Regions from separate parts of the Homo sapiens genome. Here region 1 is linked to region 2. The links are chromatin contacts, found by Hi-C or POLR2A ChIA-PET in ENCODE. All regions are on one chromosome and are shown on one strand. Each heading gives the region's core, a stretch centred on a gene start or an enhancer-like site at or near the end of the contact. The rest is flanking DNA. Distances are from core to core; before and after follow the strand shown.

Region 1 (4,437 bases), core at 1,194-3,693, 420 kb after region 2:
CTTCTTTCAGACAGTGACTCTTCAATCAATGGGGAGCACTCTTCCCATGTATTTATTCTTGTTAGCCATAATCCTCTTGCCACTTGCTTTTCTGGCTAGGTTGCTAGGGTGCAACTCTAGGAAGTTACAGCTTGGAGTCCAACTGCATAAACTGGTTTTGGTGGTGGTGGTGGTTGGTTAAAAGTCAACTATTGCACTTACAGTAAGGCTATCTTATTAGATATGCCAAACCAGCTCCTACTCCAGCAACACCTGCAAAAGCCAGCAGCACATTCCTGATGCCACCTTCTAGGTCCTCTACATGGAAGAACTCCACAAACCCATCCTAGAAAACAAAAAAGAAAAGCACATTTTCAAGTATGGGTTTCTGCTCTCTTACAACACTACTATCCAGAGAGAAGGTAAATTAAAATATCTAAGGTTTCCCCCTAAAGCAATAGTAAACCAATTATTATTCACCCCGGGGCAAAAAAAGAAAATAAGTTCTTCAGTTTCTTAAGCGGGGACCCATGATAATTAAACTTCATTTTACAGTACTATCTTGGTCTTATTAGGATTTATCCTAACAAAAGGACTTCCAGAGTTCCCATGAGGTAAAAGACGAAAACCCTTATTCTCAAATCTCCACCACCTAATATTTCAGTAACGCCTCAATTGCGCAGATCAGTTTTTCTCAACGTAGTTAAGTACATCCTGCATCAGATCTGGGTTTGTTTAAAACGCAGGCTCCACCCCATATCTTCTCCATTAAAACAGGCACCGCCTTAGGAATTATTTCAGCTATCCTCCCCTGGTGACTTATTTTTTCATGGTTTGAATCCACTGAAGAGTATTCAACTGAATTGGAACAAAAAATTGCCTAGAGAAAACCAAGATTTTTGATACAATTCAAGACCGCCATACCACTATCTCTAAGGATCCACTACTTAAATCAACATCAAATAAACAATGGTCCTTTAGTTAGAGCCTGCAAACAGCCGTGCGTCATAAAAACCTTTAGATATCCCCACCTCTCTAAAAAAAATCCTTCATTCTACTTCCACTCCAAGGCCCCTTTCATCCTTAAGGCAAACTTACCCAGCCTCTTTGTTTAACTAGCCAGTCCCGTTTTGTCCTTACGAGAACGTCTGTGATACTTTCTGCTAATGGTTCGATGCAGCTTTCTTGGTTTATGGTCTTCAAGTGTTTAGCCACAAAGGCACCAAAAGAAATGAGAGTCACAATCCTGCCCCAGTTTGTTACGCCGTCGCTGAAAACATGGATCATCACTCGAGACAACGATTTCACATCGTCTTCGTTTTTGATGTCCAGTTTCCGAAGCATGCCTGAGAAAGAAAAGCATGCAGGTCCTCACGGCCTCCTTTGTCTAAACCGGCGCAAGATTCGCCTGCCCACCCGCGGCGGGAAAATCGCTACTGGGATTTACAGAACTCAGGTTGACCCCACTTGAAATTGACATCCCACCCTTTCCGGTCTTTGAACAAGAGCTGCCATTTCCAAAAGAATCAAGATGGGCGGAAACAATGACTCATGGCCAGAATATTCTGGCTTCAGGAATAGGATGAGACACGTTTCAACACTGACTCGTTTCGGTTTCCAACCCACCCTTGGCGGGTGAGTCCGGGGAGAGATGGAAAAAAGGGAGTGAGGCCTTGGCGATTAATGAACCCCCTTACCTTGGAAGGCCGTCTCGTGGTTGCGCTGCACGCCATCCCCAACCCGTCGTAAGGTCTCCAGCGCCTTCCTGCTGGTGGCCCCAGACCTGCCCATTGGCTTTGTGTCCTTGGCGCCGGTGGCCTGCTCCCGAAGGTACCGAGAGATAATCTCCAGCGACTGCCGGTACAACTCGTCCTCCTCCTCCTCTGCTGGCGGCGGCGTCGAGGGTAGTGACCCGTCCGTACTGGTGTTATTACCAGATTCCCCGACCAACTCCAGCAGCGGCAGGACAGCCGGCCGCTTCCCGAGAGGCTCCGGCTCGTACCCGTCCAGCTCCTCTTCGGGCGACATGATGGCGTCAGCGGCCGGGGCTTCCATCTCCTCAAGCGGCGCCGCGCGGCGGGTGGGCGCGAAGAAAAGCAGCCTCGCGGGGGTCGCGGTGACGTCGGGGACCTCGGCGCCAATGGGCGGCGGCCGCGCGACCCTCCGGGAGTCTGGCGTGAGGGTGGACGGGGGGCTTGCGCCGGCGCTTCCGCCAATCACCGCGCCGGCCTCCCCTCCCCCTATCTCTCGCCGGGCCGAGGCCTCCTTCTCCGTAGCCAAAAGTCGCCCTCCCGGGCGGGTGGCGCCGCCGCTGCCGGCCCCCAAGCCGGCCCCCCCACAGTAGAGGTTGAGTCCGATTACCGCGTTTCTTTTGAGGCCAAACATTGCCAGTCGCCGCCGCCGCCTGGCTGAGAAAACTGGGGAAGACCCCGACTCCTTACTGGAAGGAAGCGGAAGTGAGAAGTGGCGAGCAGCTCCTTTATCACGGTTTTAGGGCGGCCAGTCCTACGGGGTGGCGCCAGCGAACTCTTTTTTTTTAAAAAAAGTATTCCCATAAAAGGGGAAAGGGGCGGCAGCTTCCGGAGGGTTGCGCACGGCACCTACCAGCTGCCCGGCCGGGCCGGGGCGGGGCCGGGGCCGGGGCCGGGGCCGGGGCCTGAGCCGGGGCCTGAGCGGGGCCTTCCGGTCTTCGGAGGCTCTGAGTGCCGGTTACGTAACGGCGGCTCCGAGCGCCTGGGGTCCTCCCAGAGCTCCTGGGCTCGAGCTCTTTCCATGAGCACCTCGGGCCTTCTCGTGGCTACCTCTGTGCTTCCCTGAGACCTGATTTGTGAGCCCTTTTTGCTGGTTTTCGCCAGAGGTTTTTTACCAAATCAAAATTTCAACCATTGACTAACACAGGGGTTGAAGGAAGAGGACGGGGAAGTTCAGTGATGGATGGGAACAACAGTCTTAGATGATAGGGATAATTAAGAGGGCATAGTTGGGGACTTGTGGTTATTTTGCACAGCTCTCTACTCTCAGTCCAATGTTTGGAAATGAGGATGCTCCACGTGCTACCCTAAAGAACCATTTATGTAAGTGGACTAAGCTAAAACTGCCACAGCTAAACTATTCCTGCCTCCCTGCTTGCTTCTCCCATCTCTGTTCCATAGTCTTTGGTGCTATTTACATATAGGCCTTAATCCATTAGAATCTCGTCTGAGAGTCTTGACACCATTTTTTGTTTGTTTTGAGACAGTCTAGCTCTGTTGCCCAGGCTGGAGTGCAGTGGGGCGATCTCGGCTCACTACAAGCTCCACTTCCCACGTTCAGACGATTCGGTACCTCAGCCTCCCGAGTAGCTGGGATTACAGGCGTGCGCCACCACATCTGGCTAGTTTTTGTATTTTTGGTAGAGATGGGGTTTTCACGATGTTGGCCAGGCTGGTCTCGAACTCATGGCCTCAAGTGACCTGCCTGTCTCGGCCTCCCAAAGTGCTGAGATTACAGCTGTGAGCCACCTCGCCCAGCTGATTATTGTATTTTTAGTAGAGATGTGTTTCATGCGCGTCTGTGTGAAGACACCACCAAACAGGCTTTGTGTGAGCAACATGGCTGTTTATTTCACCTGGGTGCAGGCGGGCTGAGTCCGAAAAGAGAGTCAGCAAAGGGTGATGGATTATCATTAGTTCTTACAGGTTTTGGGATAGGTGGTGAAGTTGAGAGCAATGTTTTGTGGGCAGGGGTGGATCTCACAAAGTACATTCTCAAGGGTGGGGAGAATTACAAAGAACCTTCTTAAGGGTGGGGGAGATTACAAAGTACATTGATCAGTTCGGGTGGGGCAGAAACAAATCACAATGGTGGAATGTCATCAGTTAAGGCTATTTTTACTTCTTTTGTGGATCTTCAGTTACTTCAGGCCATCTGGATGTATACGTGCAAGTCACAGGGGATGCGATGGCTTGGCTTGGGCTCAGAGGCCTGACAATGTGGTTTCACCATGTTGGCCAGGCTGGTCTCAAACTCCTGGCCTCAGGTGATCCACCTGCCTCAGCCTCTTAAAGTGCTGGGATTACAGGTGTGAGTCACTGCACCCAGCTGACACCATTTATTTTTGTACTGATAATAAGGCACATTTGACTCTAGAGGTTTGTAAAGCCCTTGAGAACAAGGATCTTCTTATATGCCATGTATGTTAGTTAACGTTAATTAAAGCAGCCTTTTTGTTAAAAGATCTGTAAAAATAATAGCTAAAATTCAAAAGCAAGGTGCTGAGAGACATAGGAAAGGTGAGCAAGCTCACTTTTTATTTATTTTTTTGAGATGAGGTCTTGCCCTGTCACCCAGGCTGGAGTGCAGTGGCACCATCAGTGCTCATTGCTGCCTCAACCTCCTGGGCTGAAGTGATCCTCCCACCACAGCCTCGCGAGTAGCGAGGAACACAGGTGCATGCCCCTATACTTGGCTAATTTTTTT
Region 2 (4,612 bases), core at 1,751-4,250:
TATACCCACAGGAAAATGAAAAATTAGCTACTGTATGGTGGCTGTCTTGATGGGTAACAACATGTAGTACCGCGGGTGTTTGGAGGAGAAAGGATCACAATGAACTCCTGAAACATACAACGTGCTAGTTTCTTTCATGCCTCTGAGCTCTTAAGTCTTCAGAGAGAGAGGCAGGCAGGTATAATGCAGAGAACACAGGCTTTGGAGTTAGAACCTGAGTTGGAACCTCACTGTAATCAGCTACCTGTGTGGTTCCCTGAAGTTGCATGTCTCCAACTGTAAAATGAGGCAGTAATCATGCCTGCCTTGAAGGGCTGCTGTGAGGAATGACTAAAACAACATATTTGGTATTGAATACTCATCATTTTTAGTATTCTGGAAATAAGAGAACAAATTTTATTATAAGGCAAGGGGGCTGAAGTGTGGGACTCAGAGGATGCAGATGGAGGAGGACAGTCGTGCCATGGGGAGCATCCTGTGTGCATCAGATGCAGTTTAATTGCTGAGAGTCCACAATACCAAGGAAGAGGGCGCCCCTCAGGAAGCTTATGGTAGAGTGGAGAATACAGGAAACAAGTAACAAACTAAATCACAGAAGAAGAAACATTCAAGTCACTATCAAAGGAATAAGAAACAGCACATTCAGTAGGAGGGTTCAGTCAAGAGCAGAGGGCTTTGCCAGGCAGGGGGGCTCACACCTGTAATCCCAGTACTTTGGGAGGCTGAGACGGTGTATCACTTGAGGTCAGGAGTTTGAGACCAGCCATGGCCAACATGGTGAAACCCTGCCTCTGCTAAAAATACAAAAAAAAAGAGCTGGGCGTGGTGGTGCACGCATGTAATCCCAGCTACTCGGGAGGCTGAGGCAGGAGAATGGCGTGAACCCGGGAGGCGGAGCTTGCAGTGAGCTCAAATCGTGCCACTGCACTCCAGCCTGGGTGACAGAGCAAGACTCTGTCTCTAAAAAAAAGTACTTCTCATTCAAGGAAGGCTTGTAGAGGAAAATGACCACAGCTTGCATCTTTTAGGCAGTCATTCCGAAAATCCCTCCTGATGACAGGTTCCCCACTCATTCCCCCCTTCCTCCACAGGCTTCCACCTCTACCTCGGATGGGATGCTGACCTTGGACTTGATCCAAGAGGAAGACCCTTCCCCTGAGGAACCAACCTCTTGTGCTGAGAGCTTTCGGGTTGACCTGGACAAGTCTGTGGCCCAGCTGGCAGGGAGCCGGCGGAGAGCGGACTCAGACCGCATCCAGCCCTCCGCAGACCGGGCAAGCAGTCTCTCCCGACCTTGGGAAAAAACAGACAAAGGGGCCACCTACACCCCCCAGGCACCCAAGAAGTTGACGCCCACAGAGAAAGGCCGCTGCGCCTCCCTGGAGGAGATCCTATCTCAGCGGGATGCTGCCTCTGCCCGCACCCTCCAGCTGCGGGCTGAGGAACCCCCAACCCCTGCCCTCCCCAACCCGGGGCAGCTGTCCCGGATCCAGGACCTGGTAGCAAGGAAACTGGAGGAGACTCAGGAGCTTCTGGCAGAGGTTCAGGGACTGGGAGATGGGAAGCGAAAGGCCAAGGACCCCCCTCGGTCTCCGCCGGATTCTGAGTCAGAGCAGCTGCTGCTGGAGACGGAACGGCTGCTGGGAGAGGCATCATCGAATTGGAGCCAGGCAAAGAGGGTGCTGCAGGAGGTCAGGGAGCTGAGAGACCTGTACAGACAGATGGACCTGCAGACCCCGGACTCCCACCTCAGACAGACCACCCCGCACAGTCAGTACCGGAAGAGCCTGATGTGAGGGCAGGGTGGGGTCTGGAACTTGTCGGGTTGGACAGACTCTTATCTCCGTGTTGCTGGATAAAGCTTTTTTATTTACCTCAATCAAAAAAAGAAAACAAAAATGAACTCATTGCTCTTGCTGATGCCTGACCCCACTACAACCCTTATTGCCCCACCTACTTTCCATATGCCCCTCGTATGCCCCTCAGGTTTGAGGAAGTGACCCCGCAGCAGTAGCAGGAAGTTTTTACCCAGCCAGAGAGAGAGAAGGCACGGTAAAGACACAGTCTGACCACTCCACACACCGCCCGCCCCCAAGACGGCACAGGGAGTCCACTGCTGCTCCCAAGGATACAGTGGGCTTCTAAGCTTAGAGCGGGAGGGGGATGAGGATGTTTTCTGTTATGTCCCACCCCAGGCCTTCAGTTTGAGGGTGAAGTTTCAGCTGCCCAACTCTAGTTGTAGGGATGTGGAGGCCAGTGTCACCTGTCCGTGCACATGGAAGTGAAATTTATCCCAGCCCTGAGGAGGATTTGTGGAATTAAAATCTCCCCAGCCAGACACTGGCTTCTCATTCCTAGCAGTCTCTCATTGAGATCGAGCTGCCTGGATTTTCTTACATGAGGTGTTTCTTCCCTTCATCTTCCACACCCTTCCCAACCTTGACTCAAAGATCCACCCTTGTCGGGCGCAGTGGCTCACGCCTGTAATCCCAGCACTTTGGGAGGCCAAGGCGGGTGGATCACCTGAGGTCAGAAGTTTGAGACCAGCCTGACCGACATGATGAAACCCAGTCTCTACCGAAAATACAAAAAATTAGCCAGGCATGGTGGTGGGCGCCTGTAATCCCAGCTATGCGGGAGGCTGAGGCAGGAGAATCACTTGAACCTGGGAGGCAGAGGTTGCAGCAAGCCAAGATTGTGCCATTGCACTCCAGCCTGGGCAACAAGAGCGAAACTCCGTCTCAAAAAAAAAAAAAAAATCCAACCTTGAGTGGATGAGACTAGTTTCATTATTTGATTCAGGGCCCTAGCACAGGGGAACTAGAGACAGACCCCACAGAAGAACTGAACTAAGAATGAAACTGGTGTGTGATGCAAGCTGGGTAGGATGAAGGGGAAAACCAAACATCTGTCCAAGTTCCTCTTTCAGCCATGCTGAGGTTTCCTGTAGCCTCCCCCTCTCCTTCCTCAAACCTCTTCCATCACTAAGCAAGTCCCCACTTTAGAAAAGCATCTGGATGCCCACGCCACCACCCTCCCAGCCACCTCTGAAGTTGCCAGGCTTCCCAACATTCTTGTCTGTGGTAGGTCCCACACAACTCACTGTTCACTCTTTCCTTGGAAGTGTGTGAGATGAGGTTTAGTAACGGTGAGGTCCCCAGAAGAGCTATGAAGGGAATAATTTGATTTTGGGAAAGAAGGGGACAGAGTCTCATGAATCAAGTAAATGAGGGGTTAAAAGCCACATTGAAGTGTGCCTTGCTAGCTGCTTGATCCTCCAAGAGCAGCGGGGCTTCACTAGAGGTAAGGGGAGGAGGGGGAGGAAACGGGGCCAAGTTACATGTAGACCTGGCCATGACGCTGCCCCGATGTTATAGGAAGATGGGATAGGAGGAAGCGGGGGAAAAACCTGTGGGAGAAACAGATTCTTCAGTCCGCATTCTTCTGCTCTAACGTCACTCCTACAACCCATGTAAGCAAAATGGGGGCCTCTGTCCCCTTTCCAGAAATCATCTCTTTCCTTCACAGCTCTTCTCTGGACCTTATCACTGCTGTTAAACCATCCCTAGGGCAGAGGAATTCTTGCTCTCTCTAGTCCCTTGCCACTCTGTCATGGAGATTGTCCCCAGCTCTAGACTGTAGTTACCTAGCCTCTTCCTTGAAGAATGTGTATCCCAGTTGAGTGAGGGAAAGTGTGCAAGAGTGCCACCTTCATGTCATTCTATGGTCTCTTGGGGTATGAGGTGAGAACCCAGGCTTCCAGACTTCCTGTCCTTCAAATAGCTGCACTCTCCACAGCCCTAAGCATGGTCAGCAGAGCCATCCATTGTCACAAGTATTGAAGTCTAAGGTAGAATTATGCTTTCTTTTTACAAGTCTCTATCTTTGTATTTTACCAGCATTTTTCCTTTTCTTTTTTTCTTCCTTGTTGCTCCCACATAATGAAAAAAGACAAAAGCACAAATGACATGTGTATCCCAACATGTCAATTATCTGTGGCTCCCAGGGGAGCCAGAAGATGGAGGGAGACACTAGAGAGGAGAATGACAGGTGAAAGAAGCAGAAAAGAAAGATCGGGGACCTCACAACAGTAAGAGAGGAGCTGGGCACTGTGCTCCTGGGCTTCAGGCTCTAAAACCAACAGCTTCCAGTTCTCCAGCAGTTACTGGAACATCCAGGCCCTAGGGTGGTGAAATGAGCCCAGCTTTGAAACCAGATGGATCTGGATTCAAATTCTAACTCTGTTACTTCTTGATTATGAGGCTCTGGGCAAGGCACATGCTTTCCGAGTATCAGTTTTTTTCATCTGCAAGCTGCAGAGCTATTGGATGGGTGAGGACAATATGGAAAATGCCTGTCAGTCAGAAAGTGACCACTGCAGCTACTGTTACTGGTTTGACTCTGGGCAGTGAGCCGCTAGCTCAGTTGGAAGGAGCACTGTGTGAATGAGGCCACCGGGGTGGGGTCACTGTCACTTAGCTAGATCCAGGCCACAGGCTGTGCTGGACCTCTCTCTTCAGAGGAGAGAGCCAGAAGGGATGAAAGCATGGTCCCTGGTCTTCAAGAACTTTAGAGCTTAGCATGGAACCAGGCTTCCCACTAGAAAAATCGC

Evidence for each region. A loop is a pair of places that touch in the nucleus more often than their neighbours do. ChIA-PET counts read pairs that join two places held with the same protein, here RNA polymerase II (POLR2A). Pooled maps may share reads with other maps.
Region 1: a pooled map shows a loop between it and region 2 (5-fold over the local background). The contact joins the promoter of MCL1 here to the promoter of LINC02988 in region 2. A Hi-C loop is called at or near these places in 1 of 168 maps with a recorded cell type or tissue (sigmoid colon), 8 of 37 single-sample maps with no recorded cell type and 11 of 50 pooled maps. POLR2A ChIA-PET finds 5 or more read pairs at or near these places in 2 of 52 experiments (A673 and activated CD4-positive, alpha-beta T cell).

What each region holds. Positions count from the first base shown.
Region 1 is chr1:150,577,167-150,581,603 of GRCh38, forward strand. MCL1 (MCL1 apoptosis regulator, BCL2 family member) reads right to left here and starts at 2,444. Exons shown (of 3, transcript NM_021960.5): 1 at 1,677-2,444; 2 at 1,078-1,325; 3 at 1-325. The coding sequence starts at 2,364. The coding sequence ends at 209. LOC107985203 (a long non-coding RNA gene) reads left to right here and starts at 2,664. Exons shown (of 3, transcript NR_186818.1): 1 at 2,664-3,053. RefSeq lists enhancers at 702-1,901, 862-1,580, 1,581-2,298, 2,347-2,641 and silencers at 2,215-2,344, 2,415-2,754.
Region 2 is chr1:150,157,728-150,162,339 of GRCh38, forward strand. It overlaps LINC02988 (long intergenic non-protein coding RNA 2988), which reads left to right and starts at 3,001. Exons shown (of 4, transcript NR_135098.1): 1 at 3,001-3,083. PLEKHO1 (pleckstrin homology domain containing O1) reads left to right here. Exons shown (of 6, transcript NM_016274.6): 6 at 1,092-2,338. The coding sequence ends at 1,796. RefSeq lists enhancers at 1,129-1,630, 2,761-3,070 and silencers at 1,931-1,980, 3,681-3,750, 4,339-4,408.